2 separate regions of the Homo sapiens genome follow, and region 2 is linked to region 1. Evidence: chromatin loops called from intact Hi-C (ENCODE). Cell type or tissue: PC-9. All regions are shown on one strand. Links, peaks and the distances in the headings refer to the core of each region. The heading gives the core; the rest is flanking DNA.

Region 1 (15,361 bases), core at 3,679-11,678:
TGGGCGTGGTGGCGTGTGCCTGTAATCCCAGCTACTTGGGAGACTGAGGCAGGAGAATCTCTTGAACCTGGGAGGCAGAGGTTGCAGTGAGATGAGATTGCACCACTGCACTCCAGCCTGGGTGAAAAAGTGAGACTCTGTCTCAAAAAACAAAAACAGACAAAAATAAAAAACATAAGAAAGAGAAAGAATGAGGAGCACTTAGAAAAGGAAGCGGAGTTCATTAGTTCATTGGGGAGGGGAATAAAGGCTTATGGAGGAAAGTGTCAGCAGCTGAGGTCCAAATAGCACAAAAAAAGAATTTGGCAGGGAAAGGGGGCACTCAGACAGCATTGTGTTTGGTGTTTGGGTACTTTGTAATGGAAAAGCAGGCTGTAGCCTGAGGCCCAAGATCAGGTCAGGCTAGGGAACAAAGGCAGCATGTAATGGGTATGGTGAGTCAGCATGAACCCAAATCTAGATTGACAGTAGAGGTCAAATTCAGGGAAGAAGGCAAATGACCCCAAAGACCCAGATATGTCTTCTGGAAAAAGACAGCTTGGTCCAATGCAAAGACCCAGATGCAGAAACATTGCAATAGTGTCAAACGTGAGCCAGCATGGACAGCAAAGACGATCCCCTGCTACCGCAGTCTGAGTCTGTTCAGAGAGGAGACAGTGGCCAAACTGACTTGATCCCAAACCAGCCTCTGTCGTGGCAGGCACAGTCATTGAGTTGTGAATATGATGGAAAACACTCAAAGACTCACCAAAGTAGAGAAATATGGGGATCTCCAGCAGATAACTCCTGGCAAGGTAGAAGAGAGGCAAAATAATGTTGAGTAAGACAGACGTGTCCCTGCTCCACCATATGCCAGCTGCGTGGGCTTGTCCAGTTCCCTTCTCCTCTCCAATCCTCTCCTTCTTTACCTGAAAAACGTGATCATTTGGGGGCTCATCTTTGGCCAGCATGCACTGGAACAACAGCCACCGTGCTTGTTTATAGCTGGTGTTCAATCTGACTAGTCAGTGCTCAAACATACCACTTGTTAAATGTTTCTAGTTTCAATCACTCTGGTGATAATAATGTCCACTTCGTGGAGTTCATTTGAGGACTCTAAGTAATATGCATAAAGCATGCTGCACATTGCCTGACACTTAGATAGTAGCCGTTATTATTTTATTAAAATAGTTATCAATGTTGCTAACTGTTGTGAACTAAATTGTGTCCTTCCCCCACCCCCTGTCAAATTCATATGTTGAAGCCCTAATCCCTGATTTGACTATACAGGTGCTCCTAATTTTTAGATGTGGTTACGCTCTAATAAAACCATTGTAAGTTGAAAATGTAAGTCAAAAGTGCATTTAATACACCTAATCTACTGTACGTCATAGCTTAGCCTAACCAATCTTAAACCTGCTCAGGATACTTTCATTATCCTACTGTTGGGTGAATCATCTAACACAAAGCCTATTTTATAATAGTGTCGAATATCTCATGCAATGTATTAAATACTGTCCTGAAGGTGAAAAACAGAATGGGTGTATGGGCACTCGAAGTATGGTCTCTATTGAATTTGGATCTTTCCCACCACATGAGGTTAAAAAATCATAAGTCAAACCATTGTAAGTTGGAGACCTTCTGTATCTGGAGATAGGGTCTTAAGGAGGTAATTAAGGTTAAATGAGGTCACAAGAGTCAGGCTCTGATCTGATAGAATTAGTGTCCTTATAAAAAGAGACCCCAGCTGGGCATGGTGGCTCATGCCTGTAATCTCAGCACTTTGGGAGGCCAAGGCTGGCGGATCACGAGGTCAGGAGATCAAGACCATCCTGACTAACATGGTGAAACCCCGTCTGTAATAAAAATACAAAAAATTAGCCAGGCGTGGTGGCGGGCGCCTGTAGTCCCAGCTACTCGGGAGGCTGAGGCAGGAAAATGGTGTGAACCTGGGAGGCGGAGCTTGCAGTGAGCCAAGATCGTGCCACTGCACTCCAGCCTGGGCAACAGAGTGAGACTCCGTCTCAAAAAAAAAACAAGAAGAGACCCCAGAGAGCTCTATCTCTATCCTCTCATGCACACAGGAAATGCCAGGTCCACGTGAGGACAGGATGAGAAGGCGGTGGTCTGCAAGCCAGGAGGAAAGGCCTCACCAGAAACCGGCCCTGCTGGCACGTTGATCTCGAACTTCTGGCCTCCAGACCTGTGAGAAAATAAATCTGTTGTTTAAGACATCCAGTCTATGGTATTTTCTCATAGCAGCCCAAGCTGACTAAAACACTGATTGATTTACATTTGTAGACAAAAGACCTTGTAGGTGCTGCTGGCAAAATAATAGACTTTTTTGTGCCCCACAATTTAGACTTGGAAATACTCTGAATAAGATTTTATTTTATTCTGCCTCACTTAAGCAGAGATGGAGTGTGTCTTCTGACCTATGGATAAAAGGCAGGACAATCACATAAAGAATTCTGCAGGGGTCAGAATATCTAGGAGGGAGCCTCGTGACCTTACATAATCCACATCATGACCTCACCTTTCTCCTTGGGAACAACAGGATGGTCTGTCACCAGGTGGCAAATCTTGTTTTGTTTCTGTGGAGCTCAAAATAACATGTCGGAATATACTTATGTACATTAGGTTGGTGCAAAAGTAATTGTGGTTTTTGCAATTACTTTTAATGGCAAAAACCGCAATTACTTTTGCACAACCCAATAACATATCTCTGGAAGTAAACACAAGAAACTGGTAATAAACTGTCTTCAGAGGGAGAATTGAGGATAAACATGGCATTTTTTTTTTACAATGTTTCTGCACTTTATGCTTTAAGGGAAATATTTCTTCATTTAAAAAAAAAACTGGTTTACAGTATTTCTTTTTATACCTCTTGAATTTTGATTGACCATGCTCAGACATAACATTTTAGTGAAGAAGGAGGAGGAGGAGGGTAGAGCATCTTTATTTTGGAAATAAAGAGAAAATGATGGCTTCCAGAAAGTGACATAGCAATTTTTATCACGGGTTTGCGTTTTGGGATTCTTAACCACTAACAGGGAATCTTGTTTTTGGAAGAGCAATAGATTTAAAAGGAAGAGAATAACAGTTACTTCTCTGCACCATGGATGACCTGCTGTCCTGCCCAGACCCCACAAAGCTCCACTGTCCTCCTAATCCTTCAAACATCCTCACGCCATCTTCATTGACTTGACGTGTTCTGTCGAAATACTCATTTCTTTTTTGCATTTGCATGTCTCTGGGGAGACTTGTGCTGAATCCACACATTCTCTGCTCTAAGACAGACAGATCTGGACTGGAAAGGCGAGGAGAGACTGTGACTAGCCGGAAGAATCTTCCGGTCAAAGCCAAGGTCCAGCTTTCCAGCTATTGATTGGTGTGCTGTGAGAGGCCAGTGGGTTAGTCTGCGGGGAAGGAGCAAGAGCTTAGAAACTCCTCTTTTCAGACTAACTTAGGATGGTGTTTGGCCTCGATCCTAATACTTGTCAGACAGGGCCTGTGATGAATTAAATGAATGCCCAAGGAAGCCGTGAACATTAGGAAATTGTGTTTAATCCGCTGCAACTGTTAAAGACTTGGCAAATGTTTCCACGGACACACAGTTGGGAGCACACAGCGTCCAGGCTCCGTGTCCCTGTCAGTGGCAGTGGTTTTGTTCTGTACACTTCAGCTTGAATGAGGCAACCAGCTAAGGCACCGAGTGTCCTACTTACAATGAGGAAGGAAGGGCTTGGGCCTGAAGAAAGACAGAGGACGGCCCCCACCAAGGGCTGGCTGTGTTTGTCTCATTTCCTTCAAATCCTGTCCCTGAGTAGAAGTATTCATGAGGAAATTCCTCATCTCTGTTTTTATATTTAACATATTAAAATAGAAGTATGGACGAGGAACAAAAAAGCAACATACTTTCAAATACCACTTGTAAGGAAATACTTCTGAAGTTAATTTCAGGGGCACTTTTTTTAGTGGGAAAACATGACCTTTCAATTTTACGAAATGGAAGATAGGATGAAACTAGAATTCTCTAAGACTGACTTTGAAATTAAAATATGGTGAACTTCATTAGTTTCGAATAAATTGTGCTAATTTAACTTCTTTAAGAAAACATCAGATTAGAAATGTTAAAGAAATATAGTTTGGGGTTTTTTGCTTTTGAATATATCTAGGGGTAGTAAGTAAACATTTTCTTTCTTCTTCACATGACTAGATAAATGAGAGTAGATTATTTCTAAGTAAAGTTTTTCTTTTAAAGTTCTAAAACATTTGTTTTCCAAATGATTTGAGCAAGGTCAAAAAATATAGCTTCCTTATATTCCTATTAAATGGTTTGATTTTCCTCAAGACCCCACCCTACTGGGGACACTTAGGTGGGGGAAGCTGGAGGTGGAGATGGAGTGTATTTATTCACTGGGGCTGCCACAGCGAAGTACCGCACACTGGGAGTCTTAAACAACAGATTTTTATTTTCTCATAGTTCTGGATGCTAGAAGCCCAAGGTCAATGTATCAACAGGTCTGGTTTCTCCTGAGGCCTCTCACCTTGACTTGCACGTGGCTGCCTTCTCGCTATGTCCCCACACGATCTCTCCTCTGCATCCACACATCCCTGCTATTTCTTTCTGTGGCTGAATTTCCTCTTCTCATAAGGACACCAGTCAGATTGGATAAAAGCCCACCCTAAAGATCTCATTTTCACTTAATCACGTCTTTAAAGGCCCTATCTCTAAATATAGTCACATTCTTTTTTTTTTTTTTTTTTTTTTTTTGGGATGGAGCCTTTCTCTGTGTCCTAGGCTGGAGTGCAATGGCACGATCTCGGCTCACTGCAGCCTCCGCCTCCTGAGTTCAAGTGATTCTCCTACCTCAGCCTCCCGAGTAGTTGCGATTACAGACTTGCACCACCACACCAGGCTAATTTCTGTATTTTTAGTAGAGACGGGGTTTCACCATGTTGACCAGGCTAGTCTCAAACTCCTGACCTCAGGTGATCCTTCCTCCTCGGCCTCCCAAAGTGCTGGGATTACAGGCAGGAGCCACCGCACCTGGCCTAAATATAGTCACCTTCTGAGGTAGCTTGGCATATGAATTTTTCAGAGGACACAGCTTGGGCCACAGCAGGGGAAACAGCTAAGACTCAGACCAGTTTATTCCAATTCTATTATTTAAACAGTTCCTGTAGACAAATGCTGGGTCCCTCAAGGTCTCTTCCTCTTCTCCTTCTGCCTGCTCCTCTCCAACATGGCCTCTGGGGTTACTGGGGTGTATGTGGTTTATACCAGGGGTCCCCAACCCCTGGGCCTTGGACAAGACTGGTCCATGGCCTGTTAGGAACTGGGCTGCACAGCAGAAGGTGAACGATGGGCAAGTGAGCATTACCTTCTGAGCTCTGCTCCTGTCAGATCGGTGCCAGCACTAGATTCTCATAGGAGGCCAACACTATTGTGAACTGTGCACATCAGGGATCTAGGTTGTGTGCTCCTTATGAGAGTCTAATGCCTGATGAACTGGAGCAAGTTTCATCCTGAAGCCATTCCCCTGCCACCGTCTGTGGAAAAATTGTTTTCCATGAAACCAGTCCCTGTTGCCTAAAAGCTGGGGGACCGCTGGTTTACAGGACCGTGGGTTGAATGATGACCCATGCTTGTCTGCTGGATCCACACTGATCTCCACAGAGGGACTGGTCTCCTTCCTGGTCTGCTTGAGAGCTGAGATGTTCCTGATCCCATGGCTTTGAGGAAGATCCGCTGGTTCCTCTAGCTGGCACCTGTGGTGCTGGTATCCCTGGTCTTGGGATCCCCATCTGCTGACCCAGGCCCCTGCTGGTCCACTGCACACTCAGAACGGCCACGACCTCCCTTCCAAGCATACGAGGAGGTCTCATTCCTGTGTGTGCCAGGTTTTGGGGAAAAGGACCACTGCTTCAGGCTTACCTAGCCCCTGGCTTCTCACGGCACCTGCCCACCATCATCTCATGCCGAGTTACACAGTCCCAACTTACAGACCTGCAGCTTCAGTTCTCCTGGGGGCCTGAGATGCTCTGGTTCCCCCAGATCTAGCTGAGTCCTTCTCTCTCTCTTTCTCCTGTCACTCATCACACACATACACACACACACACACACACACACACACACACACACGCATGCACACACAGTGGCCCTCAGGCAGAAGCAGGTAGAAATCTTTGTTTGAACTTCTCTGCTTTCCCTTTTGCTCTCTTCTTCTACTTGCCAGATGTGGGTTTCACTTTCCCTTCATCATATCCTCCTAGCCATAAAAAGTGGAAAACAATGACATATTGGTTTTTAAAAGTTTTAAAAGTGAAAGGACTTCTTTTTTATTTTTAAGAAAGAAACTCCATTGTCCAGGCTTAGTTCTTGATACATAACTTTAATAACTAAGTTAGTAATCCTTGCTCTCACTCCTACACCCTCTCTCGAGTCTGACAGTCAAGCCTATGGTGTTGTTGCATTTGATGCAGTTTTTTTAATTTGAGTCAAATCTGAGAAGTAACTGAGTTGCTCTACTGAATATTTGCCTTTTACCTAAAGTCCTGAAATGTCTTGTTTCAGTGGGTGAGAAGCCCACGGGAAATAAAGTTTCTAGGAGATGAATTCATACTTCACAAGAGTATCTTCCTTACATTCATTTGTGAAGTCCATGTGTATATCCCAACTGGAACAGGATTCTGAGCTCTGACTGGTGCTTTTGCAATTGCATCCCTGCTTTAAAATGCTCCAGTGATGCGGCCTTTGACGGGTTACTTAAACTTTTGAAGCCTAATCTTCATCTGTAACATAGGGAAAATAATACCATACCAATAAAATTATTGCGACGATTACATAAAATAATGCTTGCAAGTCCCAGATACCTTGTCAGCATTCTATAAATATGAATAATTATTATGGAAAACAGCTACTCCACTGAACATGGTGGCTCACGCCTGTAATCCCAACTCTTTGGGAGGCCAAGGCTGGAGGATCACTTGAGCCCGTTGAGCCCAGGGGTTCGAGATCTCACCATGTTGCCTGGGAAACATAAGGAGATCCTGTCTCTACACATTTTGTTTTTTTACGAATTAGCCAGGCATGTGGTTCTTGCCCGTGGTCCCAGCTACTTGGGAGGCTGAGGGTGATATGGGAGGATCTCTTGAGCCCAGGTGATCAAAGCTGCAGTGAGCTGTGATTGTGCCATTGCACTCCAGCCTGGGTAATAGAGTGAGACCCTGTCTCAAAAAAAAAAAAAAAAAAAAAACAAAGAAAAGAAAAGAAAAAAAAAATCCCAGCTACTCAAAGCTCTTGCTTCTTAGGAGAGTTTAGAAGATGCAGCTGCGATTGGTAGCGCCTTGAAACAACTGTTCTGGCTCTCTTCCAGCAGCTTCCTAGAGGCTCAGGAATTGGAATTCTTGGTCACCCAAGCAGAGTTCGCCTCTGTTTACTGAGGTCCCCATGTGAATAAATGGAACAAAGTAATCTAGTCAAGGAACATGAGGGAGTGCCACACTATGAAGCCTGAGGCTAAATAACTGGGATGTGATCCTGTGGGGAAAGAATGTGACGCTGGATGGTGGGAAGTCAGGGGGGTTTCACGTCAGACATCAGGCACCTGATTGAGGCCGAAGGTTAGTGACAGCATGGGTTAGAATCTCCTGCCCACGGCCGGGCGCAGTGGCCCACGCCTGTAATTCCAGCACTTTGGGAGGCCGAGGCGGGCGGATCACCAGGTCAGGAGGTTGAGACCATCCTGACTAACACAGTGAAACCCCGTCTCTACTAAAAATGCAAAAAATTAGCCGGGCGTGGTGGCGGGCGCCTGTAGTCCCAGCTACTTGGCAGGCTGAGGCAGGAGAATGGAATGGGCCCAGGAGGTGGAGCTTGCAGTGAGCCGAGATCATGCCACTGCACTCCAGCCTGGGCCACAGAGCGAGACTCTGTCTCAAAAAAAAAAAAAAAAAGAATCCTAGAATCTCCTGCCCACTTCTGAGTCCTCTTGGCTGAGCCTTGCTGCCGAGCGAGCATTAGGATGTCATACACATCACACAGGGTCAGTGTCCTTCCTTATGAGAAGGTAAAGGGGCTCCTGCCAGCTTCATAGCAGGTTTTCAGCCCCAGCCAGGCCTACTTGTCTGGATTCTAGACATTCTGGATTCATTTCAGAGGATGAGAGAAAGCTCAGCTGAATTTAGGGAATCTCGGGAGCAACAGGGCTAGTGACCCACGTCCATGAATATGATATGAGGAGCATCTTGAACCCCTAGGAGAATTGAAGCTGCAGGTTTGTAAGTTGGGGCAAACACAGCCCCAGCATTAACTTTATTGAGGATTAATTTATAGACATTGCAGTGGGGCTTGACAAATTGATACATCTCTTAATCACCACCACAGTCAAGATATAGAAACTTTCTATCATCCCAAAAAGTCCTGACTCTTGTTTGAGAGCCCATCTGTCTACCTGTGCTCCTTCAAAACCATAGCTTTAATTGCCATACCATATAACTCATCCATTTAAAGTGTGTAATTCTGTGGTTTTTAGTATGTTCACAGAGCTGTGCCACCATCATCACAATCAATTTTAGGACATCTTAATCATCCCCCAGAGAAACCCATTACCAGTCATTCTCCATTTCCAGACAACTCCCTTCTCCTTCTCTCCTCCCCAGCCCCTGGCAACCACTAACCTACTGTTTATCTCTAAAGATTTTGCCTATTCTGGGCATCTCATAAAAATGGAATCTTACAATCTGTGACATTTTGTGTCTGGCTTCTTTCACTTAGCATTATGTTTTAGAAGTTTGTTCATGTTGTAGTATGTATCAGAACTTCATTCCATTTTATGGCTGAATAAGATTCCATGGCATGGATATATCACCATTGTCTATCCATAAATCAGTTGATAAATATCTGAATTGCTTCCATCCTTGAGCTATTATGAATAATGCTGCTGTGAACATTTGTGTACAAGTTTCGTGTAGACATATGTGTTCATTTCTCTTGGGTATATACCTAGGAACGGAATTGCCGGGTCATATGGTAACTTCGTGTTCAACATTTTGAGGACCTACTAGATTATTTTCCGTAATGACTGCACCATTTTTGTTTTCCCAACAGCAGTGTATGAGGTTTCCAATTTCCCCACATTCTGGCTAACACGTCTTTATGATCATAGCCATCCTAGTGGATGTGAAGTGGTATCATATGGAAAGGAGGAATGTTGGAACCAATGACCGAAATTATGAAAATTGAGGTAAACAATGTCCCGGGACATTATTTCACTAACATAACGTTGCTAATAATGAGAAAGAAGGAACTAAGAGCAGCAAAAGAGCAAACAATCCTCTCCCTGAATAAAGGAGAAATATTTGAATGTGCCAAAAGAGCTACAGAAAACCAGAACATGTCATCCTCCTCAAACTAGGAGATATTTGCTTAATTAATTTCAGTCAATGCCCTGGATCACTTTGCTTCCTGTTAGTTTAGTCATAAAATGAAACAGGGTACAAAATGTCCTGAAGACTATGTTATACAAATTAAGTGCTTATCTAAGCAGTAAGAATCCATGGCTTTCAAACATTTTTTACCCTTACTCACAGTAAGAAATATATTTTACATCAAAATCTGGAACAGGCCGGGTGCGGTGGCTCACACCTGTAATCCCAGCACTTTGGGAGGCTGAGGCTGGCAGATCACTGGATGTCAGGAGTTTGAGATCTGCCTGGCCAACATGGTGAAACCCCGTCTCTACTAAAAATACAAAAATTAGCCGACATGGTGGTGCACACCTGTAATCCCAGCTACTTGGGAGGCTGAGGCATGAGAATCGCTTCAGCCCGGGAGGTGGATGTTGCAGTAAGCTGAGATCACACCACTGCACTCCAGTCTGGGCAATGGAGTGAGACTCCATTTAAAAAAAAAAATCTGGAAAACACACACATACACACATACACACACACACATGTACACACATACATACACACAGTAATAGAAGTTTTACATTAATTACCTCTACTACAGGGAATGCACTCTGATTTTTTCTTTCTAACCTATTTTATTTTACTATCTTTCTCATTTTTAAAAAATGCTGTTACAGACCCACTATGTTGATTTCATGACTCATTAATGGGTTGCAGTTCACAGTTTGAAAAATATTTATTAAATGGCCTGATGTGCAATGTCCTAATTTCTGAGGCCACACCTGCCTCTGCTGTTGCTGAGAAATCTCGGACCTTGGTCCAATGGAAGCTTTATTCAGCTCAAGCCTACAATAAAAGCTTCTGGAATGTGAACTGGACTTCCCAGCTATGTTTCCAGAGGTTTTCTCCCATCTCCTAGGGGGATGTGGTTTCTAACCCTCCTCTAAATTGCCTGGGAAACCATGGCTCTTGGCAAATCAGGATGGCGTCCTCAGGATAACTGACACCTCCACTCACCCATGTTCTGTTGGTGTTGTTGCCTTTGGACACTACCAAGGTACCAGGATGGGGTCCACCTCCACTTGTGGTCAGAGTTGGCTTGAGCTCTGTCTCCATTCTACTAGACTGGGCTCCCTTCTGGTTCTACAGCTGACCCTGGCATCCCTGCTTGACTACCTTACCATCTTGCAGAGGTGCTGTGGCAAACCTTTGCTCCTAGGCCACTGTCCACCTTGTCTCTGAGGTTATGTTGGTGTGCAGGACACCGACCCTCAATCTGAGGGCTCCAGACCTTCAGCCAACAAGGATTGTGCTAGGATAATTGCACAGAAAGGAGATGCCAGTGTCAGAGGAAGCTATTCAGTGGAGGCCTCCATCCAAAGTGCTGGGGTTGAGACTTCTCCTGACACTCTTCTCCATGTTCAAAAGCAGGGATATGACCACAGGTTTTCCCCTGGCTTGGGGACACACTCTGCTTCCCCAGGACACTCTCCCAAGTAGTTTCAGAGTATCATTATCTCTCTTACACTGTGTGTGTGTTAGAGGGAAGGGGAGATGTTGACCTAAATGTTGACCTAGATCTTGACCGATTGGAAATCCCCAAAATCCTCTTCATAGGCCCTGGGCTGAAGGACATAAGCTCTTTGAACAAATGGATCTAGGTCTGAAACAATGGTCATCAACTACAAAATTGTATTAGAATTGCTATGCAGAACTCATTCCAAAGTAAAATCATCTTTCCTTACAATGACATCAATATGGGATTGATTCCAGTATACTGTTGACTCTCAACGAAAAGCAAGAGGCTTTGATACTATACACATATAAGGGAGTGTTCAGTACTCTTAGTATACTACCATCTATACAGTAAGTACTTAGAAGGATACTTATGGGATAAATGTAGAACAGTTTAAGAACATTAACTTAGATTGTGGACTAAAAGAATCTCAAGGTTGGAAGGACTCTGGAGTGAATGTAATCTGCTGCCATTGCTCTTTGTATTCCACTTTTCCTGGATACGTTAGGAATGCATTTAGCTGCAAATAACAGAATATCTTTTTTTTTTTGTTTTTTTGAGACAGAGTCTTGTTCTATTGCCCAGGCTGGAATGTAGTGGTACAATCTTAGCTCACTGCAACCTCTGCCTCCCAGGTTCAAGTGATTCTTATGCCTCAGCCACCTGCGTAGCTGGGATTACAGGCATGCACCACCACACCTAGCTAATTTTTGTATTTTTAGTAGAGACAGATTTTCACCATGTTGTCCAGGCTGGTCTTGAACTCTTGGCCTCAAGTGATCTGTCCACCTCGGCCTCCCAAAGTGCTAGGATTACAGGTGTGAACCACCATGCCCGGCCCAAATAACAGAATATCTGACTGCAGTAGCTTAAACAAACAAAAATGTATTTTTCTAACACAGCAAGGTGTCTGTAGGTAAGCACTTGCTGGCTTTGGTTTAGCAGCTCAGTGATATCAGAGCTATTTCTCCTTGATTTTCTTGGTTTTTACTTGTGGTTTTAAGATGGCTTCTGTAACTCTTAGCATCCCATCTGCATTCCAGGCAGAATAAGGGAGAGGGTGGCCACCAGCTATACCTGTCCCTTCTTATCAGGAAATCAAAAGCTTATCCAAATGCCCCAGCGGGGAATTCCTCTAAGATCTAAGATCTAAGATCAAAGGTTAGAACTGGGTTGTCTGTTCACCCTCAAGTAAAATTAGATATAGTTGGAAAGAAGGAAAGTAGAGGATGGATATTGAGTAGACACTGTGAGTGATGGCCAGATTTCCTCAATCAGGGACCTTTCATACTTGCTTGAAAATCTTCATGGAAAGGAGACAGACTATCCCATTTTTGGCAGGTCCAGAAAGATGTTTTTATTTTGAATCCAAATCAGCCTTCCTCTAACTCACCCCTGTGGTTGCTGGTTCTGCCCTGTGGGAGCTACACCAATGGATTTGAATACTTCTTCCTAATGACAGCCATACAAGTATTTGAAGACAGCTGTCATATCTCCTCTAACTCTTTTCTCATCCACATGAAGCATCTCCAGTTGAGTCCTCATGGGACAGAACTTTAAGAGTTCTCATGTTTTAGATGCTCTCCTTTGAGTATGCTCCAGTTTATCCATGTTTCTACTAGACTTCATTGCCCCCGATGACACCACTGGTCAAGGGGTAGCTTGTGAAAAGCCAGAGATGTCAGATTATTATTTCCATTGTCTGGGTTATCTCTAAGGTAATTCAAGTTTGCATTACCTTCTATGTTCTTCCTGCTTGGGATGGAGCCAACTAAAGAACAAGAATCTTTTCCACCCTTTCATCTTCCTTTACTTATGTAATTGGACTGAAGACCTTAGAACAAAATTTATATTCACCATTAGTATATTTTACGGTGTTAGATTTGACTTGTATTTCTAATTCATTGAGTTATTTTCAGATTTCAATTATATTATCCAGGGCATGCTATTCCTCCCAGATGGACATTATCTGCAAATGTGACAAATTTATGCTCTTCATAATTCTAAGGAGGTCAGGATAGAGTCTTTCAACCTGTCCCCAGTGTCCACTTTAGTTAGGGGGCTTCAACATATAATAAATTCACATTGTGATTATTCAGCTCACACTTCAACTTTTGTCCTAAGAATGTTGTGAGATCCTCTTTCAACTGCTTTGCAAAAATTCGATCAAAAGAAGCCGTCTCCTAATCAAACTAGTAAAGTTTATGTAGAGGACGTTTTTTCCCCAGTGAGTCCACACTAGCTTCTAAGAGCACCAGTTCCCCTTCTGAGTTCTTCAAAATTAACCTTTACATATGCTAGTCCAGAACTTTTTATGATTATGTTGTCCTTCTAATACTGGATACTGAAAATCCAGAGCAAAATTCGGAGCTGAATCACAGCAATTGTTATGAAATTGCGCATTAAACCAGCGGTGTGCACAAAGGCAAAAATTATGTGTAATTAAAATAATTTTTGAAAATCCCTTAAATGACTCACAAAGTATAGTATGCATGGTACACCATGTACAATCTTGTACAGTAAGTCAAATCTTGAGAAACACTGAGTTCTCAAGATACTAAAGTATAAAAAGAAGTCCATCACAGAACATTTTAAACATTTTATCAAATCCATCTCTAGGACTACATGAGGGAGGGTGGAGAATTCCAAGGTATCCCTGCTTGTCAGTAAGGTATGTTTGTGTTGTTTTAATATGAATACTTTATTATTTATTTATTTATTTTGAGATAGAGTCTCATTCCGCCACCCAGGCTGGAGTGCAGTGGCACAATGTTGGCTCACTGCAGCCTCTACCTCCTGGGTTCAAGCAGTTCTCCTGCCTCAGCCTCCCGAGTAGCTGGGATTACAAGCGCACACTGCCAGCTAATTTTTGTACTTTTAGTAGGGAGGGGGGGTTTCACCACGTTGTCCAGGCTGGTCTCAAACTCCTGATCTCAAGTGATCCGCCCGCCTAGGCCTCCCAAAGTGCTGGGATTACAGGCACGAGGCACGGCACCTGGCCTAATATGAATACTTTATAATCTTAATACATATTAATAGATTTTTTTGCTGGTATGAGTACTGAACAGTTATTATCTATGAAAGTGCCTACTATAAGATCTGACATGTAGGAGGTCTCACTAGATTTGAACCTAAATCTTTCTTGATTAAATATTTATACACTTATTTATAACTATTCTTTGAAAAGTTAAAGAAAAGGTTTTGGACATTACCATCTTATTTTTTCAAAGCAGCCTGTTCTCTTTCTCACCTTGGGCATTGATTGATCTTGTGATTGTTTCTTAGTGTAAGTTAATGCTTATAATTAGTGCCTTTAATAATGAAATTGCAGATTTGAAAGATGGACTTTATTTTAAGAGGACTGTTAGTTCACATAACTAACTTCATTATTTATCAGTCCTATGATCTTAAGCAAGTTAACATTTTAGAAATTATTTCCCCATCTTCAGAAAAGGTTATTGATAACTACTTCAACAATTTAAGTCATATATGTGAAGCACCCAGCCCAGAGTAGATCCAGGTCCCAAAGTCATATTTCAGGAAAAGATAACTTATTTCAAAACGAGTTATAAAGAAAAATAAAGAATTATAAAGAGTTATAATGGGTATCCAGTAATAATATCACTGGTATGGTTTGGTTCTGTGTCCCCACCCAAATCTCATCTTGAATTGTAACTCCCATGTGTCAAGTGGGGGATCTGATGGGAGGTGATTGGATCATGGTGGCAGTTTCCCCCATGTTGTTTTCTTGATAATGAGGGAGTTCTCATGAGATCTGATGGTTTTATAGTGTTTGGCAGTGCCTCTGTTGCTCTCTCTCTTCTCTTTCTTGCCATCTTGTGAAGAGGTGCCTGCTTCTCCTTTGGCTTCCACCATGATTGTTAGTTTTCTGAGGCTCCCCCAGCCATAAGGAACTGTGAGTCAATCAAACTCCTTTTGTTCATAAATTACCCAGTCTCGGGAAGTATCTTTATAGCAGTGTAAGAATGGACTGATACAATTGCCTTGAACCACATTAAGTAGCAATTTAAGATGAATTACATATACGATAAAACACAATGAAATGTTTTATGTAATCAGTCTTTCCTTTAAAATGTTATGTAATCAGTCTTTCCTTTAAAATGTTGACTATGGATAAATTTGTTTTTTGGGGCTACCATAACAAAGTAACAAAAACAGAATGGCTTAAAAAAAGGAAATTGTTGTCTCATATTTCTGGAGGCTAGAAGTCTGAAATCAGGGTGTTGCCCAAGCCATGCTCTTTCTGATGGCTCCAGGGGAGAATCCTTCCTTGCCTCTTTTAGCTCCTGGTGTTTGCCCATAACCCTTGACATTGCTAGGCTTATAGAGGCATCACTCTAGTCCCATGGTTGTCTTCTGCCTGTGTGTCTTCACATCATCTTCCCTTTGTGTGTATCTGTCTCTGTATCCAAATTTCCCCTCTTTAAA
Region 2 (15,361 bases), core at 2,774-10,773, 54 kb before region 1:
TCTGCCTTCAGGGAACACTCGAGACTGGGCTCAAAAATATCAGAAAGACAGACCGGGCACGGTGGCTCATGCCTGTAATCCCAGCACTTTGGGAGGCTGAGGTGGGTGGATCACTTGAGGTCAGGAGTTCGAGACCAGCCATGGCTAACATGGTGAAACCCCGTTTCTAATAAGAATACAAAAAATTAGCCGGGCGTGGTGGCGCATTCCTGTAATCCCAGCTGTCAGGCCTCTGAGCCCAAGCCAAGCCATCGCATCCCCTGTGACTTGCACATATACATCCAGATGGCCTGAAGTAACTGAAGATCCACAAAAGAAGTAAAAATAGCCTTACCTGATGACATTCCACAATTGTGATTTGTTCCTGCCCCACCCTAACTGATCAATGTACTCTGTAAACTCCCCCACCCTTAAGAAGGTACTTTGTAATCTCCTTCACCCTTAAGAAGGTTCTTTGTAATTCTCCCCACCCTTGAGCATGTACTTTGTGAGATCCAGCCCTGCCCGCAAAACATTGCTCTTAACTTCACCGCCTATCCCAAAACCTGTAAGAACTGATGATAATCCACCAGCCTTTGCTGACTCTCTTTTCGGACTCAGCCCGCCTGCACCCAGGTGAAATAAACAGCCATGTTGCTCACACAAAGCCTGTTGGGTGGTCTTTTCACACGGACGCGCATGAAACCAGCTACTCGGGAGGCTGAGGCAGGAGAATCACTTGAACCCAGGAGGCAGAGGTTGCAGTGAGCCAAGATTGTGCCATTGTATTCCAGCTTGGGCAACAAGGGCAAAACTCTGTCTCAAAAAAAAAAAAAGAATCAGAAAGAACAGCTTTGTCTGTCTGTTCCACAGATCGGTTTCCTTGGTGTTGGTGTTTGCTCCAGCCTGAGGTCCCCATGTCAGAAAGATGGCTAGAAGCCCCTTCAGACTCCTATCTCACTGGAAATTCAGAGTCTCTTCCCAGAAATCTTATTTCTTTTGAGAGATTATGTGTCCCTCCTCACTCAATCTTTTTTTTTTTTTTTTTTTCTCTTTGAGATGGAGTCTCACTTTGTCACCAGGCTGGAGTGCAGTGGCACAATCTCAGCTCACTGCAACCTCCCCTTCCCAGGTTCAAGCGATTCCCCTACCTCAGCCTCCCAAGTAGCTGGGACTATAGACACGCACCACCATGGCCAGCTATTTTTTTTATTTTATTTTACTAGAGACAGGATTTCACCATGTTGGCCAAGATGGTCTCGATCTCCTGACCTCGTGATCCACCTGCCTTGGCCTCCCAAAGTGCTGGGATTACAGGCATAAGCCACCACGCCCGGCCGTCACTCAATCTTTCTGTCTGTCTCAGCCTAACTCACTTGCTCCACCACTGGATTCTAGGGAGGGTGGAGTTCAGCCATGCACACCCCAAAACAGAGAGGGAATGTAGCTGGGGAGGCAGGTGTGAATTCGCCACAGGAAAAATACAGTTATCAGTAGAAAGGTGAAGTGGAACAAAATATCAGATGGCACCACCCTGAGCTTAGTACTTCTTGTGCTGTATTACTGTCCGTTGTGTTTATTTCCTTCTGTAACACAATGATAAGCTGTTTGAGAACAAGGAGCACATCACTTTCATTTCTTTATCCCTAAGATCCATCCAATGTGGTGATTGGTACAATGTCTCTCCCAATACACAGTTGTTGAATTCAACTATGAAAACTGTGCATACACGCACATGTTCAGAGGGGTACATACACCAATGTTGGCTAAACATTTAAATATCTCACAAGACATCAAACTGTTTCTTAAAAGTTTAACTGAAAAACTATCCTCATGCTACATATACTTCAGTGATTTCTTCTGCGATATTTTCAGTTTGTTATTCTTTCTACAATGAGTTTATTCCTATATGTTTTTTCTTATTAATATTTCAGAGGGATAGTTTTCTGTTTGTTTGTTTGTTTGTTTTGATACAGGGTCTCACTCTATCACCCAAGCTAGAGTACAGTGGTACCATCTCGGCTCACTGCAACCTCTGCCTCCCAGGTTCAAGCAATTCTCCCTGTGCCTCAGCCTCCCAAGTAGCTGGGATTACAGGCATGCACCACCATGGGCAGCTAATTTTTGCATTTTTAGTAGAGATGGGGTTTTGCCATGTTGGCCAGGCTCGTCTCAAACTCCTGGCTTCAAGTGATCCACGTGCCTCAACCTCCCAAAGTGGTGGGATTACAGGGGTGAGCCACCATGCCTAGCCCTTAATCACATATTTCAATCCACGTTTAATCTTCATAAATCTTCTAGTTCCTTGGTAGTCAAAGTGTGCTGCATGGAACAGCAGAATTAGCATCAGCATCATCTGGAAGCATATTAAAACTGCAGAATCTCAGGCCCCACCCAGGCCTATGTGACCCAGATCTGCATTTTCACAAGATTTTCGGGTTGATTTAGAGACACAAGAAAGTTTGAGAATCGCTAGCCAACTGCTGTAGACCTGCACCATTCACTGGAGACGGAATAGGAGATAAGTATGTAATTTAAAATGTTCTGACAGCACATTAACAAGTAAAAAGGGTTGGGCATGATGCTGCAATCTGAGCACTTTGGGAGGCCAAAGTAGGTGGATTGCTTGAGCCCAGGAGTTCAAGACCAGCCTCGGCAACATAGGGAGACCCCCGCCTCTAAAAAAAAAAAAAAAGAAAAAGACAGAAAAGAAAACAAGTGATATTAATTTTAGTAATATATTTTGTGCAACTCAAGATGTCCAAAATATTATCATTTCAACTTGTAATCAATATAAAAACTTATTAGTGAGGTTTTGGGGGATAGTCCTTTAAATCTCATGTTTATTTTATATTTACAACACATCTCAATTTGGACTAGCCACCTTTCAAGTGCTCAATCACCACATATGGCTAGGGGCTACTGTATTGATCAGGTCAGTTCTGGACTATAAGATGCATGAAAACAAGAAAGTATGTCTGTTTCACTCACCACTGTATCCCAGCACCTAGCACCGTGCCTGATGTGTAACAGGCACCCAGTGTGTGTTTGTTGAATTAGTATATTTGAGGGGAAGGATGTTTAAAATATTTGTCAGCAAAGGTGCTGACAAAGCAGATAAGTCATTTTAATTTTTCTCTTTTTGCTTTTTCAGATCTTGCCTATCGAAAAGCTTTATTAGCCAGGTGTGGTGGCTCACACCTGTAATCCTAGCACTTTGGGAGGCCGAGGCAGGCAGATCACTTGAGGTCAGGAGTTTGAGACCAGCCTGGCCAATATGGTGAAACCCTGTCTCTACTAAAAATATGAAAATTAGCCGGGTTTGGTGGTGTGTGCCTGCAATCCCAGTTACTTGGGAGGCTGAAGCAGGAGAATCACTTGAACCCGGGAGGCAGAGGTTGCAGTGAGCTGAGATGGCACCACTGCACTCCAGCCTGGGCAACAGAGCGAGACTCCGTCTCAAAAGAAAAGAAAAGCTTTTTGTCATTTATATTTTTCTTACCATTATAAGGACAGTTTCCAGTCTAGAAATTTTTAATGAAGCAAGACCATGCCATCACAACCAATGTTTTAAAAATAAACTCCTTGTAAAGGTTATTAGTATGCATCTTGCTAGTAATTTATTCTTGTTTTTATTGCATCTCTAATGATCTTGGGGAACATTTCTAGAACCCACACACAAATATAAAAACATTTTATATGTTGTATATTTTATCTGTTTTATATATTTTCTATGTAATCTTTAAACCACAACAATCTTGTATTCATTATGTCATCATACTTTGCTTAAGAGCATATTTCTCAAACTTGCATAAATTGTGGAAGTATCAAAGGATTAACTAAAAGTCAAACGAGAGTACCTATTTACCTCACCTAGGTACAAAACAGCTTTACTTAAAATTTGGGAAACCCTGTGACTTTACTGCTTTGTTACTTAAGATGTGTTCATGGACCAGGAGCAGCAGTAGCCATACTTAGGAGTTGCTAGAAAAGCAGAGTCTCAAGCCCAGATCTACGGAGCTATGCCCAGATCTACTGAATCAGAATCTGCATTTTCACAAGAGTTTAGCCAAATGACTCATGCGCACGTTAAGGTTTGAGAAGCACTGACTCAACATTATTGTCAGTTCCTTTTACCACCAAATGTGGATATATTTGCCGCTTACTTTAGAGCCAGGCACAGAGAGAAGAAAACGACAGGCCCAGAGAACAGATACAGGAGCTCTGATTTCTAGTGCCTTGGCATGCCGAACAGGGACCTTGTGGAGCTTTCTGCACATAGATGGAGAAAAGGCTGGGGGAAGAGCCGTGGGAAGACAGACTTGATGTTTATACTAGTTGTTTACTACTCATCCAAAAAGCAGGAGCTCCTGCCAGCCCCTGAGCATCTGGGCTAAGCAAAAAAAAAAACAAAAAAAAAACAAAAAAAAAAACCAAACAACAACAACAACAACTATATATATATATATATATATATATATATATATGGCTGTTTTGCTGTTTTAAAGAACCAAGTTTAGAGGCCACAGTGGGTAGATCACTTGAGGTCAGGAGTTCGAGACCAGCCTGGCCAACATGGTGAAACCCCGTCTCTACTAAAAATACAAAAATTAGCCGGGCATGGTGGTGCATGCCTATAATCCCAGCTACTAGGGAGGCTGAGGCAGGAGAACGGTTTGAGCCAGGAAGGCAGAGGTTACAGTGAGCCGAGATCACACCACTGCACTCCAGCCTGGGCGACAGAGTGAGACTCTGTCTCACAAAAAAAAAAAAAAAAAAAAAAAACAAAAGAACCAGGTTTATTCCAAAGTGTCACCTAACCTTAAAGACAACCTTCCCTACTCCCATCCTCTCATGGAACTAAACTGAGTGATGACAATGCGTATGCAACAAAGTCACATGCTTCCCAGCCTCATTTTATATCAGTAGGATTAATTCAAGAAAATCAAAGTAATTCATCACACATTCATTTTAACTACAAAATTGCAAATTCTCATCTATCCACTTCTGAATCAGCTACTTTTAGCAAGTACAGAAAGAAAACCACCAAATTAACAATTAGTAAGAATTTTTTGGTTTTGGTGAGATACCTCATCATAGCCCTCCCTATTACCACTATTAAAGCAACTCTAAAAAATAATAATTTCCCTCAATACGTTAGGACACATTTATCAGGAGTAATGATGTGACAAACACACTCTCCTAGGGAATAAAGAACGTGATACATAAAATTTCAAAACTCTAATCTATATAATCACAACAAATTCTAGCTATTCGATCATTTATAAAAGATTATCTCCAGCATGGACCTCTGGTTGTATTGTCTGCCCTGCAACCCCCTCCTACTTTTTATATTAAAAGCTATCTCTTACCTTTGGAAAATAGCCCCTCCCAATTCTGTATGTTTCTGTTGGAACTGCAGGACATCAAACCTCATCCACATTAGCCACAGAAGTGGGTACAGAAACCAACCCACCAATCAAAACATCCCCTCTCCCCTTACCACAGGTATTGGTTCAAAGGGTGGTCAGATGGTCTAGGGAAGACCAATTAGAGTTCATCCCTGGCATTTTACATCTGTATCCTGAGAGACTGATTTGGAATATCCAAGCTTCAAGTTTGCTGAATTCATATCTACTCTCTCTCAGAAGCCATCTGGCCAATAAGCAGAGAGTGGAGCCCAGCAAAGAGATGGGTATGTGGATCCCCAAATCTAGTACTTCTTGAGGTCAACACCTACCCGTATTCTTTCCCGTAACATGATTCAGTATACTCTGTGGAAAGGTATGTGTGTGCTTGCATTTACTTAAGCTAGTTTGAGGTCATTCATAACTCAAACTTCCTGATATATACAAACAGGAAAATGAAAGAATGTTAAAAGGAAATTCATTGACTCTTAGAAAGGTAGCTCGTTACTATTGTGAAATTGGGGTTAATGTCTTTACTGAACAAACATTTAGCAAGACATTATGCTAGTTCCTGTATGTGTTTTGCAGATATTCTATCATCCTGTCTCTGTAAAGCAGGAATCATATTTCTAGAGCTTCCTTTTCTTCCTGCACTAGGTCATGCAAGCTCAGGTTTCTGAGTGAATACAGCAAAAGAGAAACATAAAGCAGTGTTTTCTTTCAGACAGATAATCTGACTGAATTTCTCTCTTCTTTTCTGCCTTGGCTGACTTGATGGGTAGTATAAAATTTCCACAGACTATTCTCAAAATCAAAATGCTAAGATGGGAAAATAGTACTCCTTTATTGTCTTTCTGTTTTATCTCCTGGAATTAGTAGAAGTACTCATTTATTGAATCAGTGTTATATGTATAATTTTTTTTTAATCTGACAACTACCCCAGCAGGCATTTCCCTGTTTTATAGAAGAAAACACTGAGACCTGTGAGGCACCTTCTTGAGATCATGAAACTAGTGAGTGGTATAACCTGGATGTACACCCAGGCCTGTCTAACTTTCTATAGCCCATCACTTTCTCCCTGGCACTACATTACTTTCCAGAAAAAAGGGCAGTATGGTCAGTCATCCTGGTGATATATATATATATATATATATATATATATATATATATTATTTTTTTTTTCCTAAGGCAAAGTCTTGTGCCCAGCCATCTGGTGGTATATTTTATATCACACCAAAGCCCATATACTCCAGTCTCTTGGAAGTGTATTCAACATTCTGTGAACCTCAGCGTAAAACAGTTGGCATGTTAGATAAGTAATCATGAGACTGAGCCTAAATTAGGGCCAGGTACGGTGGCTTATGCCTGTAATCCCAGCACTTCGGGAGGCTGAGGCAGGCGGATCACTTGAGTTCAGGAGCTCGAGACCAGCCTGGCCAACATGGTGAAACCTTGTCTCTACAAAAATACAAAAATTAGCCAGGCGTGGTGGCGCATGCCTGTAATCCCAGCTACTCGGAAGGCTGAGGCAGGAGGATTGCTTGAACCTGGGAGGTGGAGGTTGTGGTGAGCCGAGATGGTGCCATTTACTCCAGCCTGGGTGACAGAGTGAAATTCCGTCTCAAAAAAACAAAAAAAAAAAAAAAAAAGAAAAGAAAAAGAAAAAAAAAAAAGGAGGAAGAGGAAGAAGTTAAGAAGGAAGTGGAGCACAAGGAAGAGGAAATTTCTACCAGATTAAAAAGAAGAGAACTCAAAACAAGAACAATTCTTCAAAGATTCAGTTTACAAAATTACCACATAGGAAGGAAAAAGGTATTTACCTTGATTTATCTGAAAAAAAGGAACAATAAGCATTGTGGTAAAAAAAGAAAGAAAGAAAGAAAAAAAACCCTGAATTTTAATAGCAAGTAAGAATACAAACCATTAGAGCTCCATTACTGCCACTAACACAGCCATCCTCCCAGGCTCAGGATTTGACAAGCAGGTCTGGAAAAATTGGAAAGTCAGTGAATTTTGCTTTTGACACGGCCCCACTGAGTGCCTCCACCCATATGAATGTTCAACACACCACCCGACCCAGCCCAGCCTTCCCTATTTAGGCTTGGGTACAACCATTCCTAAACCCTTCCCGCCCTTCAAAACTTGCCCATCCTGTACGTCATTACCAAATGGCATATTCGCTGTTTTTCACAGCTTAATCTTTTAATCTTATGACATGGACTTGAAAAAGTTTCTAAAATATATTGCTGCATTACATATATAAAATAAAAGTACATATTAGGTTGGTGCAAACTGCAATTACTTTTACACCAACATAATAGAAAAAGGACTAGAAAAGTATGCCATATAACAAATACCTAATGCATACGAGGCTTAAAACCTAGTTGAGGAGTTGATAGGTGCAACAAACCACCGTGGCACATGTATACTTATGTAACAAAACTGCACATTCTGCACATGTATCCCAGAACTTAAAGTAAAATATAAAAGAGAAAGAAAGAGAGAGAGAGAGAGAGAAAGAAAGAAAGAGAAAGAGAGAAAGAAAGAGAGAAAGAAAGAGAGGAAGAGAGGAAGGAAAGAAGGAAAGAAAGGAAAGCAAGGAAGGAAAGAAGGAAAGAAAGGAAGAAAGGAAGAGAAAGAAAGAAAGATTACCTTTTGTTCCATGTATTTCTGTCTTTTGTAATCTTTTAAATTAAGCACATGTTCATATATTACCTATATATTATTTTGAATGAGTGAAAGAAAATATGAGAAAAATTATATTTAGCTTATCCTCCCCTTCCCAAGAAAGTTTTAAATAGCAGCCTTTTAGAGAGGATTTCTGAATACATAGAAGGGATTTAAAAGAGAGTTCGGTTTCAGGTATCTCTGGGGTTGGATGATGGAGTAAGACAGGAAGTGTTTTTTGTGGCTGGGACATTTTAATTCAACTTTACTCTTGCTGTATATGTGGGCAGAACCTACATAATCACACTCACTGTCACCTGCACAGCCACCGTGTGACACAAACCTCTACATGCCTATATGCTCCTTCACTGAGTTACAGGGTTTTAAAGGATACTAGCTGGATGCAGAGTGACCTCTGGAAGGGAATGGTCAAGTAAAAGTCAGGGGACTTTCTCCTTTATCTATAATGTTTCAAACAAGAATGTATTCATGTTTTGCTTAGTAATTAAATATGTAAAACAAAATAAATTTGGAAACCCCTTTTTTTTTTTTAATATGTGAATGGAATGGGGAGTAGGTATGCTCCATGTAAGTGGACCACAGTTGAAGTAGTTTGAGACTACCACTCCCTTACTGTACTACATGCCCAGAGAGTCACTGGGTGAGATGATTTGGATGGAAGGAAGCACATCCATGTCACATGATCACAGAACATCTGTATTCACATTTTTTCTATAGATGTGTTGGCTATTCTGATTTCTATATTAATAAACACTCTTTAGGTTGCAAGCAACAGAGATCCAAATTGAATTTCCGTATTCAAAAAGGGGAATTTGTCCGGGAGCGGTGGCTCATCCCTGTAATCCCAACACGTTAGGAGGCCAAGGTGGGTGGATCACCTGAGGTCAGGAGTTCGAGAGCAGCCTGGCCAACATGGCAAACCCTGTCTCTACTAAAAATACAAAAAATTAGCTGTGCGTGATGGTGGGCACCTGTAATCCCAGCTACTTGGGAGGCTGAGCGAGGAGAATTGCTTGAACCTGGGAGACAGAGGTTGCAGTGAGCTGAGAGCGCACCATTGCACTCCAGCCTGAGTGACAGAGCAAGACTCTGCTTCAAAAAAAAAAAGGGGGGGTGGAGGGGTTTATTTTATCATGTAACTAGAAAATCAAAACAAACAGGCTTGGTGTTATGCAAAGTTGGATTAGATACTCAAAACATTACCAGCAGCAATGTATTTTCCTGCCTCTCAGGACCTCTTTCTTTTACATAGGCCTCATTCTCAACTCTTCTTCCAGATGTAGGCAAAAATGGTAACTAGTCACCGCAGGCTTATAATTCCACCTTATATTTCCACCAAAAACCCCACTGGAAAAAGAAACTCTTTCTAGATAGCTCCAGAGAATGTCTTGGTGTTTAGTATCATTGGTCTGGCTTGTGTTATGTGCCTATCACTGAACCAACTGCTGAGGCAAAGGGAATGGAATGTTATGATTTGACAGACCTAGGACCTGTACTTATCAATGGAGTGAAAGCCTGGAATCAGCCCCACCTGAACCACAGGGATTGGGTTGGTATCTCTAAGACATACTAAGCTACCATTACTAAAAGAAAGGCGAAGTATCACTGGGAGGCAAAAGCAAGGGATGTCCACCAGCTTCCGGGATGAGTGGTCGCACTGAATAATCCAGGCTCATTGTCATTAATGCCCTTTTGATGTCTCCAATGTCTGTCTAACAAGCTCTGACTTTCAGTCTCAATCTATTTGTCTTTTCTCTTCAACCCTGGCATCTTAAGGAGCCCTTAGGACATTACTGTTGTTGCTGGGAGGGGTTGTCTATCAACTCCTTGTGATTTGGACTGAGATGGAATTATTTTATTTTATTTTGTTTTGTTTTATTTTGAGATGGAGTTTCGCTCTTGTTGCCCAGGTTGGAGTGCAATGGCACGATCTTGGCTCACCACAACCTCCGCCTCCCGGGTTCAAGCAATTCTCCTGCCTCAGCCTCTCAAGTAGCTGGGATTACAGGCATGCGCCACCAAGCCTGGCTAATTTTTTGTATTTTTAGTAGAGAGGGGGTTTCTCCATATTGGCCAGGCTGGTCTCGAACTCCCGACCTCAGGTGATCCACACACCTCAGCCTCCCAAAGTGCTAGGATTACAGGCATGAGCCACCGCGCCCGGCCGAGATGGAATAATTTTCTAAGCAGGAAGCATTGATTCAACATGTCATTCATTCTCTCCTATGTATCAGACATGTGCTTGATGCAGTTCTCATCTATAATAATTAGCCTAATGAAGGCACCATACAAGAAAATCCATGTGATAAGGAGTAGAGTTCTGCACAGGCTAATAATTGGGAGAGTTACAAAGAACAAGCTTCCAGATCAGCTCAGTTGTCAGAACATACCTCTAAGAAATGATGTTTGAGCTAAGTCCCTGAGGATGCATAAAAGTTGGGCAGAGAGGTAGAGGACAAGGGAGTGGGTAGACATTCCAAGTAGAGAGAACAATTTGTGTAGAAGCACATAGGCAAGATGGGCAATGGCATATTTTTAGAATTACGAGTCGGCCAGGATGACTACAGCTCAAGTTGTGTGTAGGAAAGTGGCCCGAGAACATGTGATGAAGAACATGAATAAACTTGTCAGCCATGTCAAGCCTGGATGTTTGAAATTTATCTTGTGAAATTTACCTTGAGCATTAGTCACTTTTAGGTAGAAGAAAAGTATGACCAAATGTAATCTCGTTTGTTTGTTTAAGCATTCCTTAGAGAAAAAAAATTGCAGAAGACTAAGACTGGAGATAGGGAGAGAAACACAGTCTCCTGTAGTGGTCTGGGTAAGTTTTGATAAAAAGGAATTAACTAAAGCACAGTGAGGGTGGAGAAGAGGGACTGAATTAGCAACGTACAGGAGATACTATTGACAGGACAGGAAAAGGAAGTAGAGTGCAGGAAAAGAAAAGAGAAGAGAAAAGCGGGGATTCTGGGAGCGGTTCCCAGGTTTCTGGCTTGGGTGACTGGCTGGTTGGTGTTTTTATTCAAACAGAAACTCAGGTTTTGGAAAAAGATGATGACTACGGTTGGGTGCATCCGGTTGGAAATTTGTGATGGATAGATGAATCTAAATTCAGTGGAGCCGCCAGGCTAGAGATGTAGATGTCCTCAAGCCAATGTAGCTGAAGCCATGTTTGCGGATGGGATCAGTCAAGGGAGAACGTACAATATGAAGAGAAGTTGGAAGGACAGAACCCTGGGCATCACCAACATTTAAAAATCCAGTGAATAAAGAGAAGTCAGAAAGGAGACAAAAACGAAGGAACCGGACATGGAAGAGTGCAAAGAGGATGTCCACCTCACCAGGCAGGACAGATTCTCTTCTTCTTTCTTTATTTTATTTTATATTTATTTGTTTATTTATTTTGAGATGGAATCTCACTCTGTTGCCCAGGCTGGAGTGCAATGGCACATTCTCGGCTCACTGCAGCCTCCATCTCCTGGATTCAAGTGATTCTCCTGCCTCAGCCTCCCAAGTAGCAGGGATTACAGGTGCATGCCACCACGCCCAGCTAATTTTTGTATTTTTAGCAGAGACAGTTTCACAGTGTTGGCCAGGCTGGTCTCGAATTCCTGACCTCAAATGATCCACCCACCTAGGCCACCCAAAGTGCTGGGATTACAGGCATGAGCCATTGCATCCAGCCTTCTTGAAAAAAAAATTATAATTATTATTTTTCTAGAAGAGAGTCTTACTCTGTTGCCCAGGCTAAGTACAAAGGCACAATTATAGCTTACTGCAGCCTCAATCTCCAGGACTCAAGCAATCCTCCTGACTCAGCCTCATGAGCCACTGTGCCTGGCTAATTTTTTTTTAAAACAGTGTCGTGCTCTGTTGCTCAAGCTGGAGCACAATGGCTCTATCATGGCTCACTGAAGCCCCGACATTTTGGGCTCATGATCCTCCTACCTTAGACTTAGTAGCTGGGACCACAGGCATGCGCCACCATGCCCACGTTTTATTTTTTTTATTGTTATTTTTTTTTATGTTACGTTGCCCACCTGGTCTTGAACTACTGAGCTCAAGCAGTCCTCCCACCATGACCTCCCAAAGTGCTAGGATTACAGGCATAAGCCACTGTACCTGGCTAATTTTTTATCTTTTATTTTTTGTAGAGGAAGGGTCTCACTGTTTCCCAGGCCAGTCTTGAACTCCTGAGCTCAAGCAATTCTTCTGCTTTGGCCTTCCAAAATGTGGGGATTATAGACATGAGCTACTGTACCTGGCCAGATTCACTTCTTTACAGTCACTTGCAATTCTCTTGAAAAACTGCCTCCAGTCAGGCAAGGTAACTCACACCTGTAACTCCAGCACTTTGGGAAGCTGAGGTGGGCAGATCGCTTGAGCCCAGTTCAGGGCCACTCTGGCCAACATGGTGAAATGCCGGCTCTACTAAAAATACAAAAATTAACTGGGTGTGGTGACATGTGTCTGTAATCCAAGCTACTCGGTAGGCTGAGGCAGAAGAATCACTTGAACCTGGGAGGCAGAGGTTGCAGTGAGGCAAGATCGTGCCACTGCACTCCCAGCCTGGGCAACAAAGTCAGACCCTTTTTTTTTCTGTCTCAAAAAAAAAAAAAAGAAAAGCTACCTCCTTTCTCTGCTCCAGCTTCTCTCTACTAAAGCTGCAGACAGGGAATGGCAATGAGAAAAGGCGTTGTAAAAGTATGCAGAGACTGCAGCCCCCAACGGAATAGCTAACCTTGATACCTTTGCATAACTTTATTATTTTCAGCTCTCCTATGTTGTCAGCAGGTGATTTTTGCTCGTGCTGGATCCTTGGCTGTCTTCCAGATAACTGAGGTCATAAAATACATGAGGCATTACAGTGGCACTTTCAAGGCAAACCTTATATTTATAAAGAATCACCTGGACTCCTTGAGAAAACTCTGTTCAATTTCCCCTCAGAATCAGGAAATTCTCCTTATGGAGCCCAGAGTATTCTTCCTCCCCACTAACCTGGATCTGCTGCTGTAAAGAAGGAATGGATACACACATATACGTCTGGGCTGTCTCGGAAGATCATAGACAGAGAAATCCATGTATTGACCACTTAGTGTTAGAGAAAGGTAGACTCAAGCACAATCCCAGCTCAGTGAGTAGCTACTTGGCCATGAGCCCTTCACTGAACCTTAGTTTTCTTAGTTGTCACGTGGAGACAATAATCCTTACCTCGTGACACGTGTGAAGATGAAATGAGATAATCATTGTGAGCAGTTTGGAAAGCCTCTGGTTTCACTTTGAAAAGAACAAAATGATTATGTAATCAGCCTTTTTTTAATTTTATTATGGTAAAATGTATATTTGTTATTTTTTTAAAGTATACAATCATTGGCGTTAATTACACGCAACGTTGTACAACTATTAATATTACAACTATCTGTTTTCAAAACTTTTCCATCACCACAAAAGAAACTCTGTACCCATTAAACACTTAACTCCCATTCACTTCTAACCCCAGCCCCTGGTAACTTCTAATATGCTTTCGGTCTCTTATTAATTTGCCTATTCTAAATATTTTATATACGTGAAAGCATGCGTATCTGTCCATTTGTATCTGGTTTATTTCATTTAGCATAATGCTTTCAAGGTTTATCCACGTTGTAGTGCATATCAAAACGTCATTCCTTTTCCTGTAGCTGAATAATATGCCTTTGCATGCATATACCACATTTTGGTTACCCATTGATTTGTTGATGGGCACTTGGATTATTTCCATCTTTTGGCTGTTGTGAATGATGCTGCAATGAACATTGGCACATGAGTATCCTCATTAGTCTCTGGTTTCATTTCATTTTTTTCTTTTTGAGACAGGGTCTCACTCTGTCACCCAGGCTGGAGTGCCATGGTGTGATCACAGCTGACTGAGCTCACTGTAGTCTCAACCCCCCAGGCTCAAGCAATCCTCCCACCTCATCCTACCAAGTAGCTGGGACTACAGGCACGCACCCCTACGCCCGGCTAATTTTTGTATTTTTGTAAGAAATGGGGTTTTGTCATGTTACCCAGGCTGGTCTTGAACTCCTGGGCTCAAGCGATCCTCCTGCCTCAGCCTCCCAAAGTGCTGGGATTACAGGTGTGAACCACTGCACCCCACCTGGTTTCATTTCTTTGGGGCACATACATAGGAGTAGAAATGCTAGGTAGGTCATATGGTAATTATATGTTAAACATTTTGAGGAACACCAACCTGTGTTCCACAGCACTGTACCACTTACCTTTCCACCAACAATGTACGAGGGTTCCAGTTTCTCCACATTCTCACCAATACTTGCTATTTTTCAATGTTTTTAGTATAGATATCCTAGTGAAGTGATATCTCGTGGTTTAATCAGCTTCTAGTTATCACTGACAAAGCAAGAAAAACATTCGAATACTCAAATCTAATCAACAGTCCAAAGACCATCTGTATTTGGTTTTGTAATGTTTAGGTATGATTTTAAAGTGCCTGCACCACATAAACCAAGCATGATTATCTGGTTTAAAAAAATACCTTTAAAATAATAAAGCCCTGTGTGCCTATCTGGGTCAAAAGGGGCTGGAAGCTGGTCTCTGGCTGGGTGACTCGTTGAGCCGGCCCAATGCTGCTAATTAATATACAATGTCCCCAGATTGATCCACAATGACTTGTCAAGAAAGGCTGAGTTCTGGCTCTAAGGTTGTCATCTTTCTGGTTTACTGCTTCCTCAATACATAAAGATAATTGATTGTTTTGCTTCAGGAGACTTAGCGGCTTTGGTCATTGGGAGTCGATAAGAGAAAATAACAGCAATATTTATAATAGACACTGGTGGACAGAAGATGTGGTGCTGAGCTTGAATCTCTAAGAACTATACAAATTACAAGGATCAGACTACCCACCATTAGACCATGAGCATTTGTTGGCAAGTAGCCAATGGGTCTTATGTGACCCTCTTGAATTTATAGGCACCTAGAAAGGATCTTATCTATATTAGCACAGTGAATACTCAAAAGGTCTCCATAGTAGGTATTATTCATGTTCTTATTTCAGGCTTGAAGAAACAAAGTAACTTAACCAAGTGATCAAACCAGGATTGAGTCTTGTTCATCAACTCCTGAGCTACCTTCGTGGAAGATGACGGTATGGATATGAAATGGAAGGCTGAACAGGAAAGGTGCTGTCAGAGTCGCCTTATGTGTTTCCTGGGACTGCTGTAGTCAAGTATCACCAGCTGGGTGGCTTAAACAGTAGAAATATATTGTCTCAGTTCTGGAGGCTACAAGTT

Evidence for each region. Hi-C counts contacts between places; a loop is a spot of excess contacts. Peaks named below come from ENCODE experiments on the same cell type or tissue, not always from the same donor. Only the 100,000 strongest peaks of a DNase experiment are listed, where the experiment ranks them.
Region 2: a loop joins it to region 1, with 3 times the contacts of the local background. A loop is called at or near these places in 7 of 110 quality-filtered maps.

The regions. Positions count from the first base shown.
Region 1 is chr2:222,780,434-222,795,794 of GRCh38, reverse strand. No RefSeq gene overlaps it. Among named protein-coding and RNA genes, the nearest start is that of ACSL3, 73 kb to the left of the region's middle. RefSeq lists enhancers at 1-309, 310-1,232. In PC-9, for the core only: a CTCF peak has its summit at 8,122; DNase peaks (open chromatin) are centred at 7,434 and 7,844; H3K4me3 peaks cover 836 bases; H3K27ac peaks cover 2,793 bases.
Region 2 is chr2:222,833,242-222,848,602 of GRCh38, reverse strand. No RefSeq gene overlaps it. Among named protein-coding and RNA genes, the nearest start is that of ACSL3, 20 kb to the left of the region's middle. In PC-9, for the core only: no CTCF peak of the experiment used is centred there; DNase peaks (open chromatin) are centred at 4,052, 5,882 and 10,712; H3K4me3 peaks cover 2,485 bases; H3K27ac peaks cover 5,453 bases.